Linked DNA regions of Homo sapiens: region 1 is linked to region 2. A link is an interaction called in ENCODE POLR2A ChIA-PET data of the cell type or tissue named here. Cell type or tissue: OCI-LY7. All regions are shown on one strand. Each heading gives the region's core, and the rest is flanking DNA. Links, peaks and the distances in the headings are about the cores only.

Region 1 (9,777 bases), core at 719-8,718, 190 kb after region 2:
GGAGAATAATGATACTTTTGAGATCAGGAGGAATGGCAGGCTGAGCTTGGTTTTGGTGACGACATAGTCTTTCTTTTGGGGAGAACAGGTAGAATGCGGGGGCCACAGGACTGTGGAATAGGCTAGGGAAGCTGAAGATACTGTGAAGAAGGGAGGAGAGAGAGAGAGAGACAGAGAGAGAGAAGCAAAGATTGGGGTACTGGAGTCAAGAAAACCAAGGGGGAGGAGGTCTCAGAGGTGGCCACCAGGTCAAATAGTAGAGATGACAAGAAGAATCAGGACAGGAAAGGGACCACTGGCTTTGAAAAAAATCAATATGCTCCTCCACAGTAAATCACTTTGAGGAGACTGTCACCTCTCTGTAAAAACTACCACATGAAAAAGGTGAAGGATGCCGGAAAGAGGATGATGATTCGGTACCCACAGCAGCTAATATTTCCTGAGCATCTTCTGCATGCTTGGGCCCTGGTAATAACAGGACTTTATCCTGTTGACAAGGTAGGTGTTATCGATACCTTTCTACAGAGGGAGACTGAAACCTAAAGAAATTAATTAACTCTCCCAAGGCCACATAAGGCAGAAATAATGAAAACAGGATTTCACACCAGGTCTGCATGGTCGTAAAGTCCCCACCATACACCATCTCTCCTCAGTGTCCATACTGCAGTGTGCACTGATGGCTCCATAATAATAATATGGGCGGGGCATGGCGGCTCACGCCTGTAATCCCAGCACTTTGGGAGGCTGAGGGGGTTGGATCACGAGGTCAGGAGATCGAGACCATCCTGGCCAACATGGTGAAACCCTGTCTCTACTAAAAATACAAAAATTAGCTGGGTGTGGTGGCGTGTGCCTGTTATTTCAGCTACTCAGGAGGCTGACGCAGGAAAATTGCTTGAACCAAGGAGGCAGAGGTTGCAGTGAGCCGACATCACGCCACTGCACTCCAGCCTGGTGACAGAGCGAGACTCCGTCTCAAAAAAAAAAAAAAAAAAAAAAAAAAGCCTGGTGCGGTGGCTCAAGCCTGTAATCCCAGCAGCACTTTGGGAGGCTGAGAGGGGCAGATCACGAGGTCAGGAGATCGAGACCATCCTGGCTAACACGGTGAAACCCCGTCTCTACTAAAAATACAAAAAAAAAAAAAAAAAAATTAGCTAGGCGTGGTGGCGGGCGCCTGTAGTCCCAGCTATTCTGGAGGCTGAGGCAGGAGAATGGTGTGAACCCAGGAGGTGGAGCTTGCTTTGAGCCAAGATTGCGCCACTGTACACCAGCATGGGCGACAGAGCGAGACTCTGTCTCAAAATAAATAAATAAATAAAATAAAATAAAATAAAATAAAATAATAATATGGACAGTGACCGTTTAGTGAGCACTTCCTGAGCAACATGCTGCACTAAATAGTTTACATATATTAACTTCATTCTCATGGCAGCCCTTTGAGGTAGGTATTATTAATCTCATTTTGCAGTGAGGAAATTGAAGCTCAGACAGGTTAAGTGACACCATCGAAGTCACATAGCCAGAAAGTTGTTGCAGTGGGCTATGTATGAAGCTATCAGTTTCTATTGCCTCCTCAGAATTTTTATTTTTTAATTTTAGAATGAAATTCTTGCTTGCTCCAGGCTGGAGTGCAGTGGTGTTGTGATCACAGCTCACCGCAGCCTTGACCTCCTTGGCTCAAGCTATCCTCTCACCTCGGCCCCCAAGTAGCTGGGACCACAGGCATGTGCCACCACACCTGGCTAATTTTTTTTTTTGTAAAGGTGGGGTCTTGCTTTGCTACCCAGGCTGGTCTCAAACTCCCGGGCTAAAGCAATTCCCCCGCCTTAGCCTGCCAAAGTGCTGGGATTACAGGTGTGAGCCACTGCGCCTGGCCCTCCCCAGAGTTTTTTTTTTTTTTTTTTTTTGAGACGGGGTCTCACTCTGTCGCCCAGGCTGGAGTGCAGTGGCACGATCTCGGCTCACTGCAAGCTCCGCCTCCCGGGTTCACGCCATTCTCCTGCCTCAGCCTCCTGAGTAGCTGGGACTACAGGCACCCACCAGCACGCCCGGCTAATTTTTTTGTATTTTTAGTAGAGATGGGGTTTCACCATGTTAGCCAGGATAGTCTCGATCTCCTGACCTGGTGATCCACCCGCCTCGGCCTCCCAAAGTGCTGGGATTACAGGCTTGAGCCACCGCGCCCGGCCTTCCCCAGAATTTCTTACAGAAAATTTCTACTCGGGATCCAGTAGGTGACCAGCTAGTGCTCTGAAGCTTTGTATGCCATTAATTGCTTAACGTCAGTATCACATGCGCTCTGGATGATTCTCGGTGGCTCCAATGCTGAGTGTGTGGTGGTTGACTCTACTGCATCAGTATCACTCAAGACTGCTCTATCGAGTTACAATGCCTCCTCTTTGTCAGGGTCCTGGCTTCCCCCAGGGCTTGAGGACAGTATGTGGCTTTTGAACTTGCTTTTCATCGGGGATGGAGAAAGCATGCGAGTTCACCCACTGCCTCAATTGTTAGAAGTGTCTGGGCAGAATCAGGCATATGTGGCTGGCCGATGTCTCTCCCTGGTAGTTCCAGGGGCCAGCCTCGCCTTCCTGTCTGAACTCGGCAGGGACAGGCTGGCTGGGTCGACAGAGGCATCTGCCTGGCAGTTGGGGGCCTGTGAGAATAGCTCTAGTTCTCACCCAGCAGCCTGAGTTGTGGCCTGGGCAAGACCTAGTGAAGGCACACGTTAGTCACAGCAGCCTGGGTGGGGAGGGGGCAGGCATGGGGAGTTCCCTGTGGAGTTCTGGGCAGAAGAGAAGAGCTCAGCTATCACTGTGTGACTGGTAGGGCAGAGTGAGGAGGGGCGTTAGGCCAAGTGCCTCTCTTCCCCTTGGTCGTTAGTCGAGAGCCTCAGGGAAAACGCCAGCCTTCCTGATCTGATCTAATTTCGAGCCCCCCTGCTGTGTGACAGAATGATTCTCTCTGCACATGGTCAGCCGCAGATTTTTCTCAAGGTGAAAGCAATTAGGGCTTCATTCCCTCCTCCCCCAGCTGCTAGAAATAAAAGGAAGATGGAAGAGAAGCTTCTGCCAAGGTCAGCCAGAATGCCCAGTCCTGTTCCTGTAATTGGCTCTGCCACCTGCTCACACCTCTCACAGGTTGTTGTGGTCTCAGGCATTTTGGTGTCCCCCAGGGCTGAGGCAGTGAAGACAGCAGGAGCTACTGCTTTTACATCTCTCTCCAGGACAAGAAAGAGGGCATCTTCACCCTGCCCTGGGTGGGGAATGTGCAGGAACTGTGTGAGCCAGGCCTGGGCGGCACACACAGATGGAGCTGAGCTGTTCTCTCCTTTCTCTGGAAGAATCAAAACCCAGGCAAGAGAAAAGTCATTGGAAGGTGGGAGAACTCATTCATTTGGTCAACTGCTAAACCAAGCACTTTGCTAGGCGTTCCTGGTCCCTGTAGTCTTGGAGCCAAGGGGAACAGAGTGGGTGCAGGAGGTGGAGGGATGGGGAAGTCAACGGGCAGGCAATTCCAAAGGTACCAAATGTCACAAAGGAGGACAGCAGGATACCACGGGAACCTGACCTACGATAGAAATTAGGTTCTTGGCTTTTTTTTTTTCCTTAATTTTTAAATGTATTGTCATAGAGATGAGGTTTCACTGTGTTGCCCAGGCTGGTCTTGAACTCCTGGGCTCAAGCAATCCTCTCTTCTTGGCTTCCCAAAGTACTGGGCTTACAGGTGTGAGTGACCAACCACATCCAGCCTTATTTTATTTTATTTTATTTTATTTTATTTTATTTTATTTTATTTTATTTTATTTTATTTTATTTTATTTTATTAGAGAAAGGGTCTTGCTTTGCTGTCCAGGCTGAAGTGCAGTAGCATGAACAGGGCTCACCGCAGCTTTGACCTCCTGGGCTATAAGTGATCCTCCTGCCTCATCCTCTAGAGTAGTTGGGACTACAGACATGCTCCACCATGCCTGGCTAATTTTTAAATTTTTCAGAGAGACAGGGGTCTCACCCTGTTGCCCAGGCTGGTCTTGGCCTCAAGCAATCCTCCTGCCTTGCCTCCCAAAGTGCTGGAATTTCAGGCGTGAGCCACTGCACCAAGCCTACCCCGTTTTTAAGAGTCTCGGGCTGGGTAAGGTGGCTCATGCCTGTAATCCCAGCACTTTGCAGTGTAGTGGCTAGTCTCTACAAAAAAAAGTTTTTAAAAAATGAGCTGGGCTTGGTGTGGTACACCTGTGTTTCCAGCTACTTGGGAGGCTGAGGCAGGAGGATCACTTACAGCCCAGGAGGTTGAGGCTGCAGTGAGTTGTGTTGGTGCCACTGCACTCCAGCCTGGGTAACAGAGCAAGATCCTGTCTCAAAAACAGATAAAAAAATAAACAAATAGAGATAAAATCTCATGGTAAAATATTTAAAAATAAAGGATAAAAATTGAAATCAGAAGCTCCAAATTACTCCCCACCATCTTCCCTGGTGGTAACAGCTGTTAACAGAGTGTTATGTACTTTTCCGGGGGACTTTCCAAATGTATTCAAGTGTAAGTACATATACAGGGCCGTCCTCTTTAAAAACGGGGTTGTTACTACGCTCCTATCCAGCTGGTGACTTCCCCTGCCTCCACTTCACAATATACCCAGGGCATTTTTTCCATGTTAGTACAGAGAGCTTCACCTCATTCTTTTTGGTGGCTGTGTGGTATAAGGAAGTGATTTTTGAAGGGTAAAACCTGAAGAATAAGTAAGATTAGTAAGGCAAAGGGATGGTTCTCTAAAGCACTGAGCCTGGGAAAACAAAAGCAACATAGATCTCTCTAACTATATCTCCTAATGTCTCCCTTCCTTCTGCGTTTAGACCCCCCGCTCCCTCTGCTGCCACATTTTTCTCTAATTTGCAAAGCAGTTCAGCTGTCTTTGTCTTGCCCTAGCTCTGGAGAGCTTCATTCTTCATGCCAAAGCAACTTATGAAGTATTTTCCCAAACAAAGAACCCTCTACCCAGAGAAAAATTGTGCCACTCCCCTAATAGACAAAAGTAGCTGCAGGCAGTTGTGGTTTAAAATAGCAATTAAGAAAAAAAAAATCTGTTACACCATAAAGCACCTGGCAGTTCATAAATGGTGGTTATTTGTTACTAATATTATTTTACATGTGTTGATGGATGGGTTGGCTGCTGCAAGTTCCTGTCCTTCATCCTGGGGTACCCACCTCTTGCTTGGCCACTTTTCAAGTGTAGGGATGGTTGTCTTACTTGTGTTTGTACCTCTAGCTCTCAGCACAAGGCCTGGCATAGAGCAGACACTCAGGAAGTGAGTGTCGAGTTGAACACTGAAGGGCTGGGTGTGCTGTTCCAAGCAGATACTGAGTCACAGACATTGTGGGCCTGCTGTGATCTGAGCCCCAGTATAGATGCTTTGGAACAGTAGAGAAAACAATCAAAAGAGAGGCTCTTGTCCTGGGGAACTTCATCAAGATGGGCCTCATGAAACTGTCACATCATATCACAAATTGTAAAGCATCCACAGTCCCTGGATCAGTACTAATTTTGGCTTTGGGAAGAGGGGATAAACTTTCCTTCACCCCCACCTTTAGGTATAAAATAGATACGGTAATGTGCACAAACCTTAAATGAGCAACTAGATGAATACTTTCTGTTTTTTTTTTTTTTTTTTTTGAGACGAAGTCTCGTTCTTGTCGCCCAGGCTGGAGTGCAATGGCGTGATCTCAGCTCACTGCAACCTCCACCTCCCAGGTTCAAGCAATTCTCCTGCCTCAACCTCCCAAGTAGCTGTGATTACAGGCACCTGCCACCAAGCCCAGCTATTTTTTGTATTTTTAGTAGAGAAGGGTTTTCACCATGTTGGCCAGGCTGATCTCAAACTCCTGACCTCAGGCGATCTGCTTGCCTTGGCCTCTTAAAGTGCTGGGATTATAGGCCTGACTCACCATGCCCGGCCTACTGTCTGATTTTTTAAATTAAAAATATTTTGTTTTTGTTTTTGTTTTTAGTGACAGGGTCTTGCTATGTTGCCCAGGCTGGAGTATAGTGGCTATTCACAGGTGCAATCATAGCTTACTGCAGCCTCAAACTCCTTGGGTCAAGCAATCCTCTTTCCTCAGGCTCCTGAGTAGCTGGGACTATAGGCACATACCACCACACCCAACTTGAAGTTTTATACATGTATATACCTGTATAACCATCAACCAGATCAAAATCCGGATTATTTCCAGGACCCTAGAAGGTTCTCTTGGCCGCCTTTCAGACATACCCCCTGTCACAATAGAAACGATTATTTCTGACCTCCATTACCATCAACTAACTATACCTGTTTTTGAGATTTTTCTAAATGGAATTGCATGGTGTACATTATTTTTGTTCTGGCTTCTTTCACTCAATATTATAGCTATAAAATTCATCCATGTTAGTACTTAGTACTTGTTTTTTTATGTATGTGGTATAGTATTCTATCAAATGAACATATAACAATGGAGGCATTTGGGTTGTTTCTAGCTTTTGGTTATTCTGAATAATGCTGTTACAAACATTCTTTTACATATGTCTTTTTGGTAGACTCAACCATTTATTTTTCTTGGCTATATATATTTGAGTGGAACTGCTAGGTCAGAGGGGATACGTATGTTTAGTTTTAGTAAATACCGCCAGTTTTCCAAAGTGGTTGTACCAGTTTACACTCCTTTCAGTGGTGTATGAGAATTCCAGTTGTTAATATTGTCAGTCGTTTTAATTTCAAATTTCAGCCATTCTGATAGGTACGTAGTGGTATCTCACTGTTTTAATGTATCTACCCACATAGTAATAAGTAATAATATTTTTTGTTTTGAGACAGGGTCTTTTTCTGTTGCCGAGGCTGGGGTGCAGTGGCATGATCATGGCTCATTGTAGCCTCAACCTCCCAGGCTCAAGCAATCCTCCTGCCTCAGCTCCCTGGGTAGCTGGGACTGCAAGTGCATGCCAACACATCTGGCTAATTTTTAAGTTTTTTGTAGAGATGAGGTCGGGCTATGTTGCCCAGGCTGGTCTTGAACTCCTGGCCTCAAGTGATCTGCCCGCCTCGGCTTCCCAAAGTGCTGGAATTACAGGCATGAGCCATCAAGCCCGGCCAGTAATAATGTTTTTACATGCTTGTTTCTTGTGCTATTTGGCCATCTGGATGTCTTTGTTGAAGAGTCTGTTCCCACTTGGTCCCCTCACCCAAGGATGTCTCTCCTACACTCAGTAACCATTTGATGACCTTAACTGATGGTCATTCAATGGTCATCCTTGTGCTGATCACACCCAGATCTCTGTCCAGAGATCCTGCTCCCAAATGCCATACCCACATATTCAGCTGGCTCTTTGATATCTCTAACAGAATGACCCATGTGCCCCTCAGGATCAATATCCAAACTAAAAGCTTCATCTCCTCTTCAGCCCCTAATCCATTTTCCTTCCTTTCTGCTCAGGCCACTCCAGGGCACCCAGACTGGCCCATCATCTTCATCCTCACGGACTCTGTGAATGTTTAGGCCCCAATCTCACACATTTCAAGAAATGTGGCCAGGCGTGGTGGCTCACACCTGTAATCTCAGCACTTTGGGAGGCCGAGGCAGGTGGATAACTGGAGGTTAAGAGTTCGAGACTAGCCTGGACAACATGGTGAAACCCTGTCTCTACTAAAAATACAAAAATTAGGCAGGGGTGGTGGCAGGCGCCTATAATCCTAGCTCCTTGGGAGGCTGAGGCAGGAGAATCCCTTGAACCTGGGAGGCGGAGGTTGCAGTGAGCCGAGATCACGCCACTGCATACCAGCCTGGGTGACAGAGCGAGACTCTGTCTCAAAAAAAGGAAGGGAGGGAGGGAGGGAGGGAGGGAGGGAAGGAAATAAAAATATGCACAGCCTGTTTCCTTTCCCCACCCCACACCCTCTTTGCCCTGGATACCTCCTCCTTGGGTCTCAGCTTACATGCCACTTCCTCTGGTTTAGGTGTTTCCTCTGCTGTCTTCCAGTGCCAGTTCCTTCCTGTCAAGTCATTTATCACACTGGCTTATAATTACCAGTGTCAATGCCTGAATCCCTGGATCATCTGTTGTTTTGCCTGCTCAGCATTCTTTCCCCTCCTCTCAGTAGTCTAGTTTTCGCTAGGAGCCATCTCTCCATTCTTGCTCCGTGTGTTGGGGTGTGGCTGCAGAGAAGGATGTGCATATCACCCAGGCCCGACAAGTCAGCATATTCCATCCTTTAGTTCTGTAACTGGGTCAATGTTAAGCACAGAACCAAGGTAGTTGATCAGAGCAATCTTAGGATTTTTGCTGGAACAAATGGGAAAGAAGCATTCTTTTTCTGAGGGGGTTACTACAGGGCTAAGATGAAAGCCTGGAGCCTGGGGGATCCTGGTCTGGGGAGTGACCCAGGCCTACCTCACCACACATTTTGGTGGGAGATCTCCCTTCCACATTACTAAAGCACATAGATTCTACAAAAAAACATATCTCCACAGCCCTTTTGCAATTCTGGTGCAATAGTGGATTTTCTAATTATCTTCATTTAGCTTTGTTGTCAAACTACAGAGTAGTAGGGGTTTTTGTGTGTGTGTATGTGGTTTTTTTTTTTTTTTTTGACACGGAGTCTCACTTTGTCGCACAGGCTGGAGTGCAGTGGTGTGATCTCACCTCACTGCAACCTCTGCCTCCCAGGTCAAGTGGTGATTCTCCTGCCTCAGCCTCCTGAGTAGCTGGAATTATAGTCATGCACCACCATGCCCGGCTAATTTTTTTGTATTTTTAGTACAGACGGGGTTTTGCCACGTTGGCCAGGCTGGTCTCGAACTGCTGACCTCAGGTGATCTGCCTGCCTCAGCCTCCCAAAGTGCTGGGTTTACAGCTGTGAGCTACTGCGCCCAGCCTGAGTAGTAGTTTTTGAGAGCACAGATTCCGCAGTAACTTAAGGGTTTGAATCTAGCACTGCCATATGTCACATGTGACTTTGAGCAAACTGCTTAGACTCTCTGTGCCTCAGTTACGTCATCTGTAAAATGGAGATGATAACAGTACTTACTTTATAGTGTTTTTGTGAGAATTAAATGAATTGATTAATGTAAAAGGACTTGTTTACACTGTGGGGAAAATACCACCCGGGACATTTCACAAAGGAAGTGAAAGCAAGGCCAGGTTTCCAAGTGGCTAAAGATGGCTTTGCTGGCAGTGGGGAGTGTGACAGGCTAATAGCCTGAGCGTCTTACCAGTAACTGCTAGTGAATTCCCTTGTTTTCTCTATTTCATCTGTTGTGTGTTCTTAATCTCACACTGACATCTCCGATGAAACCCTTTTCAAGTGTTTGGCATCTCATGGGGGTTTGACAGCAAGGGTGGTAGCCAAGCGGGTTTAACTCCAAAGGGATAATGGTGGTGTTTGCTGCAAAAACTTGAGAGGTAACATTGTTTACAGTGTACAGAGTATTTCATTTGCATATTAAGTTCACTGACTGCGATTCTAGCACGTATATAACCACGTTACACAGAAAATTCAGAAACTCCTCCAGCTACTACCTAACTCTGGAACTGCACATACCTGGGACATAGTAAAATATTGCAATCTTAATAATATAGACTTTGGCCAGGCAAGGTGGCTTATGCCTGTAATCCCAGCACTTTGGGAGGCTGAGTTGGGTGGATCACCTGAGGTCAGGAGTTCGAGACTAGCCTGGCCAACATGGTGAAACCCCGTCTCTACTAAAAATACAAAAATTAGCTGGGCATGGTGATGGGCACCCGTAGTCCCAGCTACT
Region 2 (9,777 bases), core at 500-8,499:
TAAGTCAAAATCATTTAGAGAAACTCTAGAAAATGCAAACTAAACTACAGTGACAGCCACAGATCAGTGGTTGCTGGAGGTGGGGCAGAAAGGAGGGATTCTCAAGCGGGAAGCTTACGGCTTATGAAGGTCATAGATATATTCACTATCTTGTGGTTGTTTTATGGGTGCATATGTGTTTCAATTTATCAACGTGTATATACTTTAAATATGTACAGTTTATTGTATGTCAATTATATTTCAATAAAGTCGATGAAAAAAACTTTAGAGCAGGTGCAGGTTGGTACAACTCTTATTTCCACTGTTAAGCTACAAATTTAAACACCTCCTCATTCTCTTCCCCCAAATCCAGTCTAGGGTCACTCCAAGCCAAAGAAGACAATTTAGAACTTTGCAACAGGTTTTTATTTTTGCTTTATATCTATTACAGTGTTTGAAACCTAAAGAAATACATTTTCTCTTCAAATTTGGATGTGTATATAAATAACATTTGTCTGGACTCAGCACACTCAATGCCATGTTTTCTTCGCCTATGTCTGCTCTGAAATCAAGCTGTGTCTGTCTACCCAGGGGCCCTGAGAACATGGAAAATAGAGTTTATTGTTATTAGAAAAATAAAAGCAAATGAATTTGCAAAGAAAAACCAGTGAGAAGGATTAGATTCATCTTCCAAGGGTCCATAGCTGGTAACCCAAGCCATTCTCGGGGGATATCCAGTCTCTTGAGTGGCTGGGACTCCATTACCCACTTTCCTTCTTTAATAGGTCAAAGGCAATTCCCACAAAAGCTGGCTAAAAAAGCCGACACCCAACTCCAGAGTCTGAGGGTTCATGAAGATGTGGACTTTTTTTTTTGAGACAAGAGCCTCACCCTGTCGCCCAGGCTGGCACAATCTTGGCTCACTGCAACCTCTGCCTCCTAGGTTCAAGAGATTCTCCTGCCTCAGCCTCCCACGTAGCTGAGATCACAGGTGCCCACCACCACACCTGGCTTATTTTTTTTATTTTTTTATTTTTGTAGGGACGGGGTTTTACTATGTTGGTCAGGCTGGTTTTGAACCCCTAACCTCAAGTGATCTGCCCGCCTCAGCCTCCCAAAGTGCTAGGATTACAGGCATGAGCCACCGCGCCCAGCTGAAGATGTGGATTTTTTTTTTTTTTTTTTTTTTGAGATGGAGTCTCGCACTGTCACCCAAGCTGGAGTGCAGTGGCATGATCTTGGCTCACTGCAACCTCCGCCTCCTGGGTTCAAGTGATTCTCCTGTCTCAGCCTCCCAAGTAGCTGGGATTACAGGCGCCTGCCACCACGCCCAGCTAATTTTTTGTATTTTTATTAGAGATGGGGTTTCACTATGTTGCCAGGCTGGTCTCAAACTCCTGACCTCGTGATCCACCCGCCTCGGCCTCCCAAAGTGCTGGGATTACAGGCATGTGCCACCGCGCCTGGCCAGATGTGGACTCTTTAAAGACATGCTCTGAGTCAGAGGTTCCCAGCCAGTGTTAGGATCTCTGAGAGCTTACTTCCTTCAATGCCCCCCAGGCCATGGCGTATATAATAGTTACAGGAGAACAGGGCTGGCATTCAGCAACAGGGTTCAGGTACGAGCTAATGTGGACATCAGAAGTCAGCCTGGCCCAGAGGCAGCTAGGCAGGCCACTAAGATACACTACATAAACCTTTTCCCATGGTGTTCTGGGCCTAACATGTAATACTGCCTCTTCTAACTCTCACAGCCTGCTTAGGTTCTGCACATAGCCCAGACCTGAAGCAAAGCGCCCTTGCAGAGAAAAAAATAACAGCTTTAATTCACAGATTTGGTTGGTCTTGACCTCAAGTTCTTCCTTTGCCACGGTCTAAATCAGGGTGTGGGGCTAGAGGACAGATAATGAGAGACTGAATCATTTATGAAGGCCTTGGCCAAAGAGCAGCTAGTGCCCACTACATGGATCCCAGCAGGGCCAAATTCTCAACTTGTTGGCTTAACAAAAGAATGAAAAAGCTCAAACAGAAAACATACTGGACAAGGTTGGTCCAGAACATGCAATCCTAAATGGCTATGGAATAAATTTATTCTGAGCAATATCTCAGTCTCACACTCACTAAATTCTAGGGTAGTTCTATTGAAGATGTTTACCATGGTTTAGCGCACTGAGCCCTGCACCCTTCCCCAGGCTGCCAGGGAAGCAGAGAGGTACAAACATTCCTAATGCCCCAGTCAGCCTGTTCTCCCTATGGGGTCCCTGGATTACCTGCAGGGACCTGGGGGAAATTGGCTCCCTGTCTTCAGCTGAGAGTCTGGAATCTGAACCCTAGATGAATCTACTGAAGAATGCTCAAGATGATGGATACCAAGCTGAGTGAGTCTAGGGGAGAAGAGAGGCCTGAACAAAAGAGCTGGGGCCTTCAAAGAGGTGTATGAGAGGTGAGGTTAGTAGTGCCAGGCTTTCCTATCTTTTCCTTCTAGTTTGCTAGAAACAAGTACAACTTTAGGGTGTGGGGGGAAGGCAGGTAGACATGAAGAAATGGAAATACAGTTCATTCTGCTAGACATTTTAAACTGGTTTGGCTTGAGAAAAATAGAAAGTCTGTGCCTGAGAACCTTCTTTTCCTCTCCCTTATTTAAGTACAATAGCAGCTATAATCTGTGCAGTTCAGCTCCAAAAAACAGGGCTCCTGGAAGATGGCTTTCATGGCAGAGAGTTGATGGGGTAGATTAATGGGCTCTAGGTAAGGAGCAACACCAAGGGTCCCTGAAAACTGAGGCCAACACCTGCTCCCTGGGGGGGGGCCATTTGTATTCCCTGACCCATGTAACAAGCCTGGCCAGCTGTGGGTGGAATCCATGTGGTTCTATCAGAAGGCTGCAGCCAACATCAAGGCCAGGCAGTCACCAGGGTCAGCTGGGATCTGAAGGGAGGCTTCTAAGACCAGACACCCTGTTAGTACTAAAGATGATGATTTGGGGGTGGGATGCCTGGAGGGGCTGGCACCATTCAAAAAAGTATTGGAAAACATTAGCCAAGAAAAAGGCTCCTTGTCCCTCCTAATCCATATCCAGATACCCCCAACCAGAGATCTTAAAAAGGATAGACCAGCCATATGCCAACATGCCAGGATTCCAAAAGCATGCCTCAACTAATTAGGGTATTCCCTACAGCAGACTGGGGTAGAGGGGCTCCATCCTGGCAATAACCAGAGAGCCTTACCTCGCCTAGGCCAGGGTATGGAATCTAGATGAAGACTGTCCACAAACAGTGGCTCTCAAGCCTGGGCTAAATAAATAATATTTTGCTTCATTACATGGCCAAAGGAGAGGAGGAGATAGAAAAGATGATATTACTACCTCTGTGGGCTGGAAGAACTTCACCTGTTGGTTGAAAGGGGATTAAAGGAAGATAACAGGAAAACCTGGTCTGGAGAAGACATAAATGAAAGCTCCTGGAGGCCACTTTTCTCTGATTAGAAATCTATCCTCACACTCTGCCCCTAGTAGACTTTAGCCTTTGGAGTTCTTAGGGAAAACTGGCTTTAAGCAGCAGCCAGATCACCAAAAACATTTTCCATCTGGTACAGGACCCGGAGCTGAAGCCAAAGTAGATTTTGGAGGAACAGCTGGACAAGCAGGATGTGTATGTCTTACACTAAGAAACTGGTCCCTGTATCAGGGACTTAACTCTTACTTGAGATGTACAAAGTAGATCCTACTAAATTGCCCTTTGGAAGAGAACAATGGGCGGAGGTTGGGTAGGGGAAGGCTTTTTTTTTTTTTTTTTTTTTAAACTGTAAGAGAATGGTTTTTTAATGGAGGTAGCAGGCCAAGTGAAAAAAAGATTCTGCCCCCTGCCTTCCTGGGAGATTGGGAGTTGGCAGCCATCATTCCCAAGCTGATGAGTGGCATATGACTCACCAAGGTGGTACAACATGGGTGGGATTTTTCAAGGACAATTGCCAGACCTAAACCATCCTCCTCAGAAAATGGCTTTGAAGTGGGACTGCAGCACTAGGAGAGGGCAAATTCAAGATCAATGGCCAATAATAAGTACCTGAACTTTAGGTCTATAAGCAGAAGGGCATGGATTTCACCTGAGCCAGAAGGAGATGTGTAGCAATAGAAGCAAGAATGGCATTGTTTCAGAGGAAGGAAAAGCAGAGCTTGGAGCAGGATGCCTCTGACTAACCACAGTGGGGAGGTGGGGGTGGGGCAGACTGTGCCTTCAGCTCCACAGCTGGTCTACACCAACTTCCTCTACTCCCATCCAAACAGGTGGGCTTTACTATCATATGTAATCCACCCAGAGGCACAGGCAAGCCACTAAGGCAATGCACTACCGTAATTCAAACAGAAAGAAGAGGCATCTGGATTATAATTGTCACAAGGAAGGGAAAACCCAAACCAGGTACAAGGATCCCAAACAGGGAAGATACGCAATAGCTCTAAAAAAAAAAAAAAAAAAAGCAGGCTACTAAGTTTCAGTGATAATAGATAATAGGAGAGGCAGCCATGGGTGATCAGTTATGTGGACAATGGCCATTGAGATTGAATTTGACAAGGCAAACTGCTTCTGAGTTTCCTGATACAAGCAGGATGTTCAGCAGTAAGGACAGAGTAGCAGACTTCACCAGGCCCTGAGGCCATCCTTGCTCCCTTCAGGTCCTGGGACAATCAGGCCACGCTGACCTGCTTTATGAAGGTTCCAGAGCTGAAGGTTGGTCCCAGGTGGTGGTCCAGAATCCAAGCAGAGAGGAAAAGGACCAAGCTCAGGCCTCCTGAGCGAGGAAGCATCCATATCTCTTTTTGGTCTTCCTCACAGTATCCTACTTACCGAAATGACAGACAGTTCTTCCTCTTGAGACCAATTAAGATTGACCTACCTAATATATAGAATATAAAAAAATACAGAACTTTTTGACATTCTCTCCTTTAGAAGTAAAATATACATGATCCAACTATGGAAGAGGAAGAAGAAGAAGAAGAAAGGCCAAAGGCAGGGATCCCTGACTATCCCAATACATGACACTCTCACTCCACCCTCCTCTGCAACTTACAGGTCACCAGAGCAAGGACTTTCTCCTCAGGAGAAAGGAAGGACCACAGCCCCCTATCTCAAGCTTAGGAGAAAATACAGCCACCTCAGAGGTTCTCTCAACCTCGAGGGGGAATTTTCAAGTAAACAAATGAAGTTGGGTCGCACCATTTGGAAGGTGAGTAGGAAATATGGGATCAGTAGCTACACGTGGGAAGCCCCATCTGAAGGCCTGTGCTCCTCCCCTGCACTCCCACTGGTATACTTGAGACACTTCAGGAGAGTGAGGAGGATCCCCCAAACTAAAGAGGTCTGGGCAAAGAGTCAGAGGGAGGGAGGGACCTTTGTTTCATGGTAGCCTCCCCAGCCTCTAGTCCCAGGCAATGCAGGCAGCTGGGTTTACTAAAACCAGGAACTTGTGGCTCTTGGGAAGAGCAATCTTAATACAAGAAAAATGTGCAAAAGAAAAAAAAATTAAATAACTCAATCCAAGCGTACAAGATTAATATTCTGTCAGAGCAAGAACACTTTGTTTTGGATTTCTCCCTTCCCCTCCCACCTCCCACCTCTGGAATATACCGTCTGCTCAAGTACCCAAGATAAGAGTTACACAGATCAGGGCAGAGGACCGGGAAGAATGAAAAAAGATAAAGGGAAGGAAGTCACCACTGAAGAAAAAAAGAAAAAAAATAAAAATAAAAAAAGGTGCAAATTGATTACCTTAGTCCTCCTTTGTCTACCCCTGGGCTCCTGGGTTAAAGACATGTGTGCAGCCAAAATATAGTGTAAGGAAGAAAAACCCAACACGTCCCCTTCTTGTCACAAAACCCAAAGGTGAGCCTCAGATGGTTCTGTCTGTCCAGAGGGTGCTCCCTCCAGGGAAGGGGGCGGAGCAGGTCAAGAGCACAGTCTCCAGGGCAGCAGAGGTGTGTGGTGGCTGATGGTGGGGACACTGGTTTCCCGCCCACCAGAGGGCTGCTCTTCCGCTGGCTGGTGGTGCTTCCCATCCCCTCCCCTCCCTGGAGGCAGATATTATAGCTGGAAGCCCTCCATGGGGGCCTCAGGCTGCTGGAAGATGAACTGCTGTTGCGTTTCATCGACTTGGGGAGCCAGGCTGCTATCATCGTCTTCTACACCAAAGTAGTGCTCAATGAGGTCGAAGGCCTTCTGGTAGATCTCCTGGTTCTCGTGGCTCTGGAGAAACTCAATTTTATCCAAGCCTACAGTAGTAAGAAGGAAGGAGAGGGAAGTGTGAGTGCTTTTCTATGGGCAGGTGAAACATTTACCTATTTTTCCTTCCCTGAGGTATGTTAGTGCTTACAAACACAAGTCATATGATCAGATCACTCTTGGACCTGAAAGGGGAGAGTTAAGATTTCTTCTCAAAACTACAGAATCCCAAAGGAAAGAGACCAAAATGTCAGTTACAGAGGTTCTAGTCCTGATTCTGCTTTAAACTAGAAGCATGACCTGGGCACATCATCAGCCTCTCAGGGATGAGTGATGAGTTAATCCAGCACTCTTATAGGTACAGCCTATCAGAAAGAGAACTGACCTATCACTCCTTAGAAGGAGAAGAAACTGGTGAGAGACAACTCTCAACTCAAAAGATGAGCCAAATCCAAATCCTAGCTGTACCCCAGCTACTCAGCACATCCTGATTATACTCATGGTAACGTGTGAAACCCTGTGGATGGTGAAACTTGGCTAGGGCAGGAGCTCTTAACTGTTCTGAAGACACAGACATCAGTCTCATGGAAGCTATGGATGCTTCCCAACCCACACTCCGCCACCACCAACATATGTATACCACGTTGGAGGCCTACAGTCTCAGGTTCTGACCTAGATTGAGGAGAGGGCACATACCATAGGCTTCCTCTATGAGGCCACAATAAGGATTGACCCCTGAGCCACTGCGCTTGCCCTCTTGCTCTCCAAGCCGCAGGATGTTCTCCAGTCCATTGAGGGCCACTTGCACAATCTTCGAATCCATTACAGTCAGCAAGTCACATAGGGGTTTGATGCAGCCCAGTGAGACCAGGTACCTAGGGGCCAGAGACCAGGCAAGTGCTAAACTAGTACAGGACACATGAAGTGCTGGGCAGGTGCTCTGAACTCTCAGCAACCCACTCTTACTAATTTATTTTTTTATTTTTAAGAATTGTGAGGCCGAGCGCGGTGGTTCACACCTGTGATCCCAGCACTTTGGGAGGCTGAGGTGGGCGGATCACAATGTCAAGAGATCGCGACCATCCTGGCTAACATGGTGAAACCCCGTCTCTACTAAAAAAAAATACAAAAAAAAAAAAAAAATTGGCCAGGTGTGGTGGCGGGCACCTGTAGTCCCAGCTACTCGGGAGGCTGAGGCAGGAGAATGGTGTGAACCTAGGAGGCAGAGCTTGCAGTGAGCCGAGATTACGCCACTGCACTCCAGCCTGGGCGACAGAGTGAGACTCCGTCTCAAAAAAAAAAAAAGAAAAGAAAAGAAAAAAGAATTGTGCAACACCCCATTCCATGCCAGAGAATGAGAGTGTTCCCCAACCAAGTCCTTTTTTTTTTTTTGAGACAGGGTCTTGCTCTGTCACCCAGGCTGGGGTGCACTGGTGCGATCCCAGCTCACTGCAGCCTCCTGGGCTCAAGTGATCCTCCTGCCTCAGCCTCCCAAACAGCTGGGACTACAGGTGTGTGCCACCATTCTCAGCTAATTTATTTTTTATTTTTTGTAGAGACAAAGTCTCATTATGTTGTCCAGGCTGGTCTCAAATTCCTGGTCTCAAGCGATCCTCCCACCTTGACCTCCCCAAAGTGCTGGGATTACAGGTGTGAGCCACTGCTCTTACTGAGCCTTGATAACCGCTTATCCTTTCTCTATCTCTCTACCTTCCTGTTGATATTGTTCTAGTTCATTTCACATGTGGTTGGTCTAGTTCATTTCACATGTGGATGCTACCAAACACTCCTCCTCCTTGCCTCTAATGTCTCCTTGGCTGCAATATTACCCCTCTGAACACATTACTTCCCTGCATAAAATTTTTCACAGGCTCCCTAATTCGCTGAACTCCAAATTCTATGGCACAACAATACCATAATACCACAAGCCCAGCCCAGCCTGGATGCTCTGCAATCTGGCTCCTAGTTCCTTTCTAGCTCTGCCTCCCATTATTCCCTTCCAAGGACAATACATTCTAGTCACACTTGTAAAGGTCTCCAGGTTTCTGATTCCTGTACCTTTATTTATGCTTTTCCCTGTCTAAGAGGCCTTTTACAATCCCATATTTATCCTTCAAAGCTTAACTCAACAGCTATCTCTTTTCTCCTAAGACTTTATATATACTAACTGTGCTCCCCTTAATAGGCAACAAGTGAAGGGCAAAACACTTAACTATTCCCACCACTTTCCACTAATGTTCAGATAATGTAAACTAAAATAAAAGAGTACACAGGCCAGGTGGCTCATGCCTATAATCCCAGCACTCTGGGAGGCCAAGGTGGGAGGATCATCTGACATCAGGAGTTCAAGACCAGCCTGCTAACATGGTGAAACCCCGTTTCTACTAAAAGTACAAAAAATTAGCCGGGCGTGGTGGCACGTGCCTGTAACCCCAGCTACTCAGGAGGCTAAAGCAGAAGAATCGCTTGAACCTGGGAGGCAGAGGTTGCGGTCTCAAAAAGAGCACACATACACAAAATAGCTTTCTATTCGCTTCTTTCAAGTCTCATATCCCAAATTAATTTCTCAAAGAAGCTGCTTTTTTGTTTGAGACAGGACCTTGCTCTGTAGCAAATGCTGGAGTGTAGTGGCACAATCACAGCTTATTACAACTGTGACCTCCTGGGCTCAGGTGATCCTCCTGCTTCAGCCTACTGAGTAGCTGTGGCCACGGGCACACGCCACTACAACCTGCTAATTTTTACATTTTTGTACACATGAGACAAAGTCCCTATGTTGCCCAGGCTAGTCTTGAACTCCTGGGTTTAAAGGATCCTCCTGCTTCAGCTTCCCAAGGTGCTGGGATAACAGACATGAGCCACTACACCAGCTTGCTTGTTTTTTTTTGTTTTTTTTTTTTTTTGTGACAGACTCTGGCTCTGTCACTCAGGCTGGAGTGCAGTGGTACAATCACAGCTCACTGCAGCCTTGACCTTCCAGGCTCAAGCCATCCTCCCATCTCAGCTGGGACTATAGGCACATGCCACCACGCCCGGCTAATTTTTGTCTTTCGTAGAGACAGAGTCTTCTTATGTTGGTCAGGCTGAAGAAACTGTTTTGAGTAACCCATAGTACGGTTCCCCTTCATTTGAATTGAGAACTACATAGATTTCAGTTCTCTGTTGGATAAGAAAAGGTAGAGAAAGGATGGATGTCCATGTCATGTTTCTCTTCTCCAGAAGGGAAAACTGGTAAACTGTTATAGTGTCACTGGAATCTGGAATAGATTCCCACATGGCTTACATGGAATCTATTCCAGATTCTAGTGACACTGTAGCAGTTTACCAGTAAAATTCTATTACAGTGAGACTAGGGGGCAGACCTGTCTGAGCAAGAGCAGTTTATAGGTCACCTGTAAACCATGAGCAAACAGGGAGAGCATCCATTATCATTCAAGACAACGGGAAAGGAATGTAATACCTGATCTGCTCAGGGGTTCCTCCTGATGTGGCATTGGTGATGGCCCAGGCTGCCTCTTTCCTTGTACGAAACTCTGCTTTCTGAAGGATTTCGATCAACACAGGGAAGATATTTGCATCTATA

Evidence for each region. Peaks named below come from ENCODE experiments on the same cell type or tissue, not always from the same donor. Only the 100,000 strongest peaks of a DNase experiment are listed, where the experiment ranks them.
Region 1: POLR2A ChIA-PET joins it to region 2 with 12 read pairs; 2 of 35 experiments call an interaction of 5 or more read pairs at or near these places.

What each region holds. Positions count from the first base shown.
Region 1 is chr1:31,980,428-31,990,204 of GRCh38, reverse strand. No RefSeq gene overlaps it. Among named protein-coding and RNA genes, the nearest start is that of KHDRBS1, 29 kb to the left of the region's middle. RefSeq lists an enhancer at 4,783-4,852. In OCI-LY7, for the core only: no CTCF peak of the experiment used is centred there; DNase peaks (open chromatin) are centred at 4,564, 5,264 and 7,944; H3K4me3 peaks cover 1,229 bases; H3K27ac peaks cover 4,238 bases.
Region 2 is chr1:32,167,174-32,176,950 of GRCh38, reverse strand. KPNA6 (karyopherin subunit alpha 6) reads right to left here. Exons shown (of 14, transcript NM_012316.5): 12 at 9,655-9,777; 13 at 6,891-7,069; 14 at 388-6,244. The coding sequence ends at 6,057. Among named protein-coding and RNA genes, the nearest start is that of TXLNA, 7.6 kb to the left of the region's middle. In OCI-LY7, for the core only: no CTCF peak of the experiment used is centred there; a DNase peak (open chromatin) is centred at 4,230.